Linked DNA regions of Homo sapiens: region 2 is linked to region 1. Evidence: chromatin contacts called from ENCODE Hi-C or POLR2A ChIA-PET data. All regions are on one chromosome and are shown on one strand. Each heading gives the region's core, a stretch centred on a gene start or an enhancer-like site at or near the end of the contact. The rest is flanking DNA. Distances are from core to core; before and after follow the strand shown. Region 1 has its middle 62 kb from the start of ST8SIA1. Region 2 has its middle 100 kb from the start of ST8SIA1.

Region 1 (3,502 bases), core at 522-3,021:
ATGATTTATAGTCATAATATCCTTCTGTGCTGTCATCTTTCAAGAGTTTTAAATGCTTGTCAGCAGCCACTAACTCAGCAGATGATCTCCATGAAGACTGAATGAAAACACTACAAGAACAAGAATCATCAAAAGAGCCTATCAAGATTCTAGTTTGTAACCAACAGATGTCTACAGAAAGAAAACATGTAAATACTGAGGTAATGGCGAATAATTGGTCACACTCAGTTCAACTGAGAGAATGACCAAAGGGAAGAATTGTTAAAGAAAAGTAAAAATGGAGACCATGGTTTTGATGTACTTCAAGGCCAACCATAACCACATAGCCAAAACTTGAGCCATTCTGAAATGACCTAAGTTTTCACTGAAATGCCAGCTCTAATCATAAGCAAAACACAAAATGTATGCTTTTGTCTTTGTCAGCATGATTCAATAAAATTAAGCCAACCAGCTATAGACAAATCAGCTTAAATAGCTCTGCTTGCCTGAAAAACAGAATGTTAGTATATAACAGCCAATCATGAAAAAGATCAAAATAATCTCTCATCTGTGCTTCATAAGCTGCACTGCAATTGTGTGTGGGAGGGGGCTTCATACCACTTTAGTTTGATGTGTCCCGATTGCATTCTATACTTTCTCTTATTGTATGACAATATGCTTTCAACTTTTTCCTAACTTGTCTGGGCGCGGTGACTCACACCTAGTGGCTTGCCCCAGCACTTTGGGAGGCCGAGGTGGGCAGGTCACTTGAGGACAGGAGTTTGAGACCAGCCTGGCCAACATGGTGAAACCCCATCTCTACTAAAAATACAAAAATTAGCCAGGCATGGTGGCGTGTGTCCTTAGTCCCAACTACTTGGGAGGCTGAGGCAGGAGATTCTCTTGGACCTGGGAGGTGGAGGTTGCAGTGAGCCGAGATTGCACCACTACGCTCCATCACAAAACAGAGCAAAATGAAACAAAACAAAATGAAACAAAACACAACACCTTTTTCCTAACTTGATCTGTTTTTATTTTAATTTTTTTGACACTGTCATATGTCCCAAAAAACAGTAAGAGCAAGATATTAATGATGCCACTCCAGGGATATGCAAGGGAGGTGGCTGCCTGAGAGTTGAGGGAGGCACATGGATGAGGTTGGAGGGTTCCAAGAGCACCTGAAATTCCCTTGAGTCAATGGCATTTAGGACATCTGTAATTCTTTTCAAAGGAAGATGCACATTGGTTTCTGTTCTCCTTTATGTCATTGGAAACTGCTAAAATAGAAATTATTGTAACTGTTCAGCAGATGTGGGAAAAAAATCTTCTGGCTGCCTTTTACTGGCTAAATACAAAGTAATGTCTTGCTGATACTCCTTGTGGAAACTGATGTACTTTGATATATGCATTTTTGAAGTTATAAAAATGAGGAGGTGAAAAAATATAAGTGAAACAAGATAACTTCCTGACTATTGAATATATTTCCATTCTTAAAAGCAAAACTTTTGTTTTGCTCACTCTATGTGAATACTTCCTGTGACAAGAAACTTAGTACTTACAGGCAGCTTATCCTCTTTTAAAAACTGCCACTCTAAGTATCAGAATAATGATATTAGGTAATTTCCAGAAAGTGTTTTTATACTAACCACAAAATATTTCTCATGGTTTAAAACCTCTGTCTGATAGAGGTATAGGCAGGATGTTATTTCAGATCTTTAAGCTGATATTAAACTCCGAATTTAAAGAAGTCCTCATTTCCTTCCTCTCTCCCTACTCTTATGGCTGGCCCTGGTGGTCACTGACTCACTAACTGCTCCTTCTCCATGCCCACCTGAGACTGGACCTAAATTCTAGGGACATACTTTATTGAGTCATGTACACATTGAAACTACACTACCAAGTCATTGCATAAAGAAATTCTTCATGTAGAATATTTAGAATAGCAAACCTCTATGATTGTATGTCATAATTTTCTACTTGACACTGTTAGTATTTCTGATCTTAAGAGCCAGACTTCTAGTACAAAGAGTAGGCTTCTTCCAGAAATCCCATGGTAAAATTGTACTGCTAAACAAGAAAACATGTCATTGCAATTGTAATATTAGAAAAAGCAAGTTAAAATTCTAATAAGACAAAAGATTTTTTTTTAAACCATAAAATAGCTTCATTGAAGATCTCAGGGTGGCTATAAGACAATGGATACTACTCAACACTTATCTGTGAAAAAAGTGCCAGAGAAGCAATTACTGGAAGTCAATTGTGTAATATTGGATTTGAATGTCATCCAAGGTGTCAGCACTTGCTTAGAAGGAGAGTCATTATAGTCTCTCAAAACACAAGGTAATATTTGACACAAGTAGTATTCAAAGAATGTATGTGAGAAGGAAACAATATATTTAGCAGTTTTTCTTCAAGTTGGAATGTGTAAAAAATATGCATTTAAAATAGTAAAGTGATATATCTTCCCCTTCTTTAAATCATGATGTCTTGAGATTTTCAACCTAATGAACTGAAGAGTTGCAGTGTTCAAAGTAATCTCAGAACAAGCTATGTATTGCACAAATGCATTTAGGACTCTTGTCAAAGTGGGCTTTTGAGAGGCAAGGTTTGTTGAGAGAGAAAAGATTTGTACATTTTCAAGCTCCTAAAAGATTGAAGGTCTGAACTTCAGTTACTCTAGAGATCACAGGAAGAAGAAGAATACAGGCTGTAACGTAGGAAGGCTACTGTTTATTAGGGAAGAAGGACAGATCATGGGGGAATAAAAAGGAAAGAAAAAAGACATGGTAAGATCTGTGACTTCTTTCCTCTTCATTTCAGGCTGAGCCTTGAGGATAAGGTGTTAAAAACTATTGGAAATGCAAGGACACAAGCAGCAGAGTAAAAAAGCAACCTACAGAATGGGAAAGAACATTTGCAAATCATATATGTGATAGGGAGTTAGTATCTAGAATATATAAAATTCTGCAACTCAACAAAAACAAAGTTCTGGAGATTGGTTGTGCAATATTGTGAATACAGTTTACACTACTGGACTGTAAAATGGTTAAGATATTAAACTTTATATTATATGTAAACACAATTTTTTAAAAAGTCAGCACCACAATAAAAACAATCAAAATATGGTTTAGTTATATGGCAGAAGTGTAAAAGCAATTGCAAGAAAAGCAAAAATTAACAGGTGGGACCTAATTAAACTAAAGAGCTTCTTCACAGCAAAAGAAACTATCAACAGAGCCAAAAGACAATCTACAGAACAGGAGAAGATATTCACGAACTATGCATGTGACAAAGGTTTCACATCCAGACTGTATAAGGAACTTAAACAATTCAACAAGCAAAAAACAAGTAACCCCATAAAAAAGTGGGCAAAGGACATGAACAGACACTTCTCAAAAGAAGACATACAAGCAGTCGACAAACATATGAAAAAAAGCTCAACATCACTAATCATCCGAGACACACAAGTCAAAACCACAATGAGATGCCATCTCAAACCAGTCAGAATGGCTATTATTAAAAA
Region 2 (3,465 bases), core at 96-2,595, 41 kb before region 1:
TAGAATTGTCTTCTTCCTCAGGAACACCGATTATTCTTAGGTTTTGTCATTTAACACAATCCCAGATTTCTTGGAGGCTTTGTTCATATTTTCTAATTCTTTTTTCTTTGTCTTTGTAGAAGTGGGTTAATTTGAAGACCTTGTCTTCGAGCTCTGAATTTTTTTCTTCCACTTGTTCAGTTCTATTGCTGAGACTTTCCAGAGCATTTTGCATTCCTGAAGTGTATCCAAAGTTTCCTGAATTTTTGATTTTTTGTTTAAGTTATCTATTTCCTTGGATATTTCTCCCTTCTCTTCTTGTATCATTTTTTGGATTTCGTTGCATTGGCCTTTGCCTTTCTCTGGCCCCTCCCTGATTAGCTCAATAACTAACCTCCTGAATTCTTTTCAAGATAAATAAGAGATTTCGTCTTGGTTTGGATCTATTGCTGGTGAACTAGTGTGATTTTTGAGGGGGTATTGATGAGCCTTGTTTTGTCATATTACCAGGGTTGGTTTTCTGGCTCCTTCTCATTTGAGTAGGTTCTGTCAGAGTCTAGGGCTGAAAGATGTTGTTTGGATTTTTTTGTCCCATGGAGTGTTCTGTTGGTGTAGTACTCTCCCACTTTTCCTGTGGTTGTGGCTCCCTGTGAGCTGAACTGCAGTGATCGTTGTCTCTCTTCTGGGTCTAGGCATTCAGAGAGTCTACCCAGCTCTGGGCTGGTACTAGGGGTTGTCTGCACAGAGTCCTGTGATGCGAACCATCTATGAGTTTCTCAGCCATGGATACCAGTGCCTGTTCCAGTGGAGGTGGCAGAGGGTGCAATGTACTTTGTGGGGGCCCTTAGCTTTGGTGGTTTAATGCTCTATTTTTGTGCTGGTTGGCCTCCTGCCAGGAGGTGGCACTTTCCAGAAAGCATCAACTGTAGTAGTGTGGAGAGGGGCCAGTGATGGGTGGGGCCCAAGAACTCCCAAAATTATATGCCCTTTGTCTTCCACTACCAGGGTGGGTAGGGAAGGACCAGCAGGTGGGGGTGGGGCTAGGTGTGTCTGGGCTCAGACTCTCCTTGGACGGGTCTTGCTGTGGCTGCTGTGGGGCATGGGGTGAGATTCCCAGATCACTGGAGTTGTGTACCTAGGAGGATTATGGCTGCTTCTGTTGAGTCATGCAGGTTGTCAGGGAAGTGGGAGAAAGCCGGCAGTCACAGACCTCACCCAGCTCTCACACAAACCAAAGGGCCAGTCTCACTCCCACCGTGCCTACCACAACAGTCCGAGTCTGTTTCCAGGTGCAGGGCGAGACAGGCTTGAAAACTTGCCCGAGGCTTTCTGTCTCCTAGCCGCGAAAGAAAAGAGCTTTAGTTCTTCCCCTGCCTGTGAAGTCTGCAAGCCAGATTTGTACCCTCCCCCAAGTTCTGACTAGGAGGTTTCTCACCTCGTTCAAATTGTTACAAAGTTCAGCCAGGGAATTCCTTCTCCCTGTGGAGTTTTACCCTCTGCTCTTCTGGCCACCCTCCTGATGGATCCCTGCGGTGCCAGGCAGGAATGGGCAGCTTGGGGACCCACTGAGCCCCCAGGGCCTTTCTGCTGCTTTCTCTACCCCTGTATTTTGTTTGGCTCGGCTCTCTAACTTGACTCAGCTCCAGGTAAAGTTGGAAACTTCTCCCACAAACAGACCTTCAGCTTCTCCAGTGGGGGTGTGTGTTCAGAAGAGGAGGGTCTCCCTTTCCAACTTCCACAGTTGGGGCACTCACAGTATTTAGGGTGTCTCCCAGGTCCCGCAGGAGCCGTTCGCTTCCTTCAGAGGGTCTGTGGCTCCTCTCAGGATTGCTGGTTTGTTCTTACAGCCAATCTGGAGCTAAAATTCACAGTGCAAGCATCTGTATGTTGCTCTCTCCGGAGCTGCAATCTAGTCCAGCCTCCCATCTGCCATGATCCCTACAGGCTAAAATTTATTAATCTTTTAAGTATTTAACTTTGTATGACTGTTGGCTTCTGTTTTAACAAATTCTTCCTTGCCACAAAGTCAAAATTTATTGGAGTATATTGAGGTCTAGTTATATGCGAAAAATTTTACCTGTTTTGTGTGTGGAATTCCATAAATTTTGAAAAGCACTTGTAGTTGTGTAACCATCATTGTAAACAAGATCTAGAACATTTCCATCACCCGAAAAAGTTTCTTCCTGCCCCTATGTAATGAATCCCCTCTACCAGCACCCAAACCCTGAAACTGCTGATCTGTTTTTTGTTCCCAAGTTTACCTTTGCAAGAATGTTATATAAATGGAATAATTCAGAATGTTTCCTTTTGAGTCCAGCTTCTCTCACTTAGCATGATATATTTGAGATTCGTCTGTATTGTTCCATGTATTAACACTTCATTCCCCCCTTTATTTCTGAGTAGTGTTCTATCATATGGATGCAACACAATATGTTTATCCATTCACCAACTGGTGTCCACTGGGTTGTTTCTAGTATTTGGAGATTATTAATAAAACCCTACAAACTTTCATGTACAGGTCTTCTTGTGAGCATAAGTTTCCATTTCTTTTGGATCAATACCTAAGGGAAGGATTGCTTATCATATGTGTCAAATGATAAGTATATGTTTAATGATATGAAATTGCCAAACTGCTTTCCAAAGTAGCTGTACCATTTTGCATTCCCACTCACAATGTATGAGGGTTCTTTTTGCGTTGCATCCTCACCAGTGCTTGGTATTCTCAGTTTGGTTTTAGCTACTCTAGTAGGTGTATCTCACTGTGATTTAAATTTACATTTTCCTAATGACTAATAATATTATGAGTAATTTTTCACATGCTCGTTTGCTATCTACATTTCTTCCTTGGTGATATGTCTGTTCAAGTCTTTTGATCATTTTTGTATTTTAAATTGATTTTTGATTGAGTTCCTCATATATTCTGTGTATCAGCGGTTTCTTATTTAAATAACATATGTGTTTTGTGGACATTTTCTTTCAATCTGTGACTTGTCTTTGCATTCTTTTAACATTATCTTTTAAGGAACAGAAGTTTTTAATTTTGATGAAGTGATGAAGTCCAATTTATCATTTTTTAATTTTGTGGTTCATGCTTTTTGTGTTCCACCTAAGAAATGTTTGCCTAATGCAGATCACAAAGATTATCTGGAAGTTTCAGAGTTTTTGGCTCTACATTTAGGTGTGTGATCATTTCAAATTACACTTTTATATGGTGTCAGGTTTGGTCAAGGTTGGTTTGTTTGTTTTTGCATATAATGTTCAACTGCTCCAGCACTATTTGTTGAAATGACTAGCTTTTCTTCATTGAATTGATTTGACATCTTTGTTGAAAATTGTTTGGTCACATATATATGAATTTATTTCTGGAGTCTGTCATGTGTTCCGCTGATCTGCAAGTCTGCTCCTTTTCCAATACTGCACTTCTTGATTCCTGAAACTTATAGTTAGTCGGCAAATAAAGGAATGTAAACCCTCCAACTTTGTTCA

Evidence for each region. Hi-C counts contacts between places; a loop is a spot of excess contacts on that map. ChIA-PET counts read pairs that join two places held with the same protein, here RNA polymerase II (POLR2A). Pooled maps may share reads with other maps.
Region 2: a pooled map shows a loop between it and region 1 (6-fold over the local background). The contact joins two enhancer-like sites. A Hi-C loop is called at or near these places in 5 of 168 maps with a recorded cell type or tissue (CD4-positive, alpha-beta T cell, CD4-positive, alpha-beta memory T cell, CD8-positive, alpha-beta T cell and 2 more), 10 of 37 single-sample maps with no recorded cell type and 12 of 50 pooled maps. POLR2A ChIA-PET finds 5 or more read pairs at or near these places in 3 of 52 experiments (CD4-positive, alpha-beta memory T cell, activated CD4-positive, alpha-beta memory T cell and activated T-cell).

Annotation. Positions count from the first base shown.
Region 1 is chr12:22,394,625-22,398,126 of GRCh38, reverse strand. No RefSeq gene overlaps it. Among named protein-coding and RNA genes, the nearest start is that of ST8SIA1, 62 kb to the right of the region's middle. Within about 2 kb of position 1,771, at least 2 of the 41 ENCODE cell types and tissues checked have a DNase peak (open chromatin) inside an H3K27ac peak, as active enhancers do.
Region 2 is chr12:22,435,036-22,438,500 of GRCh38, reverse strand. No RefSeq gene overlaps it. Among named protein-coding and RNA genes, the nearest start is that of ST8SIA1, 100 kb to the right of the region's middle. RefSeq lists enhancers at 623-1,230, 1,231-1,838. Within about 2 kb of position 1,345, at least 4 of the 41 ENCODE cell types and tissues checked have a DNase peak (open chromatin) inside an H3K27ac peak, as active enhancers do.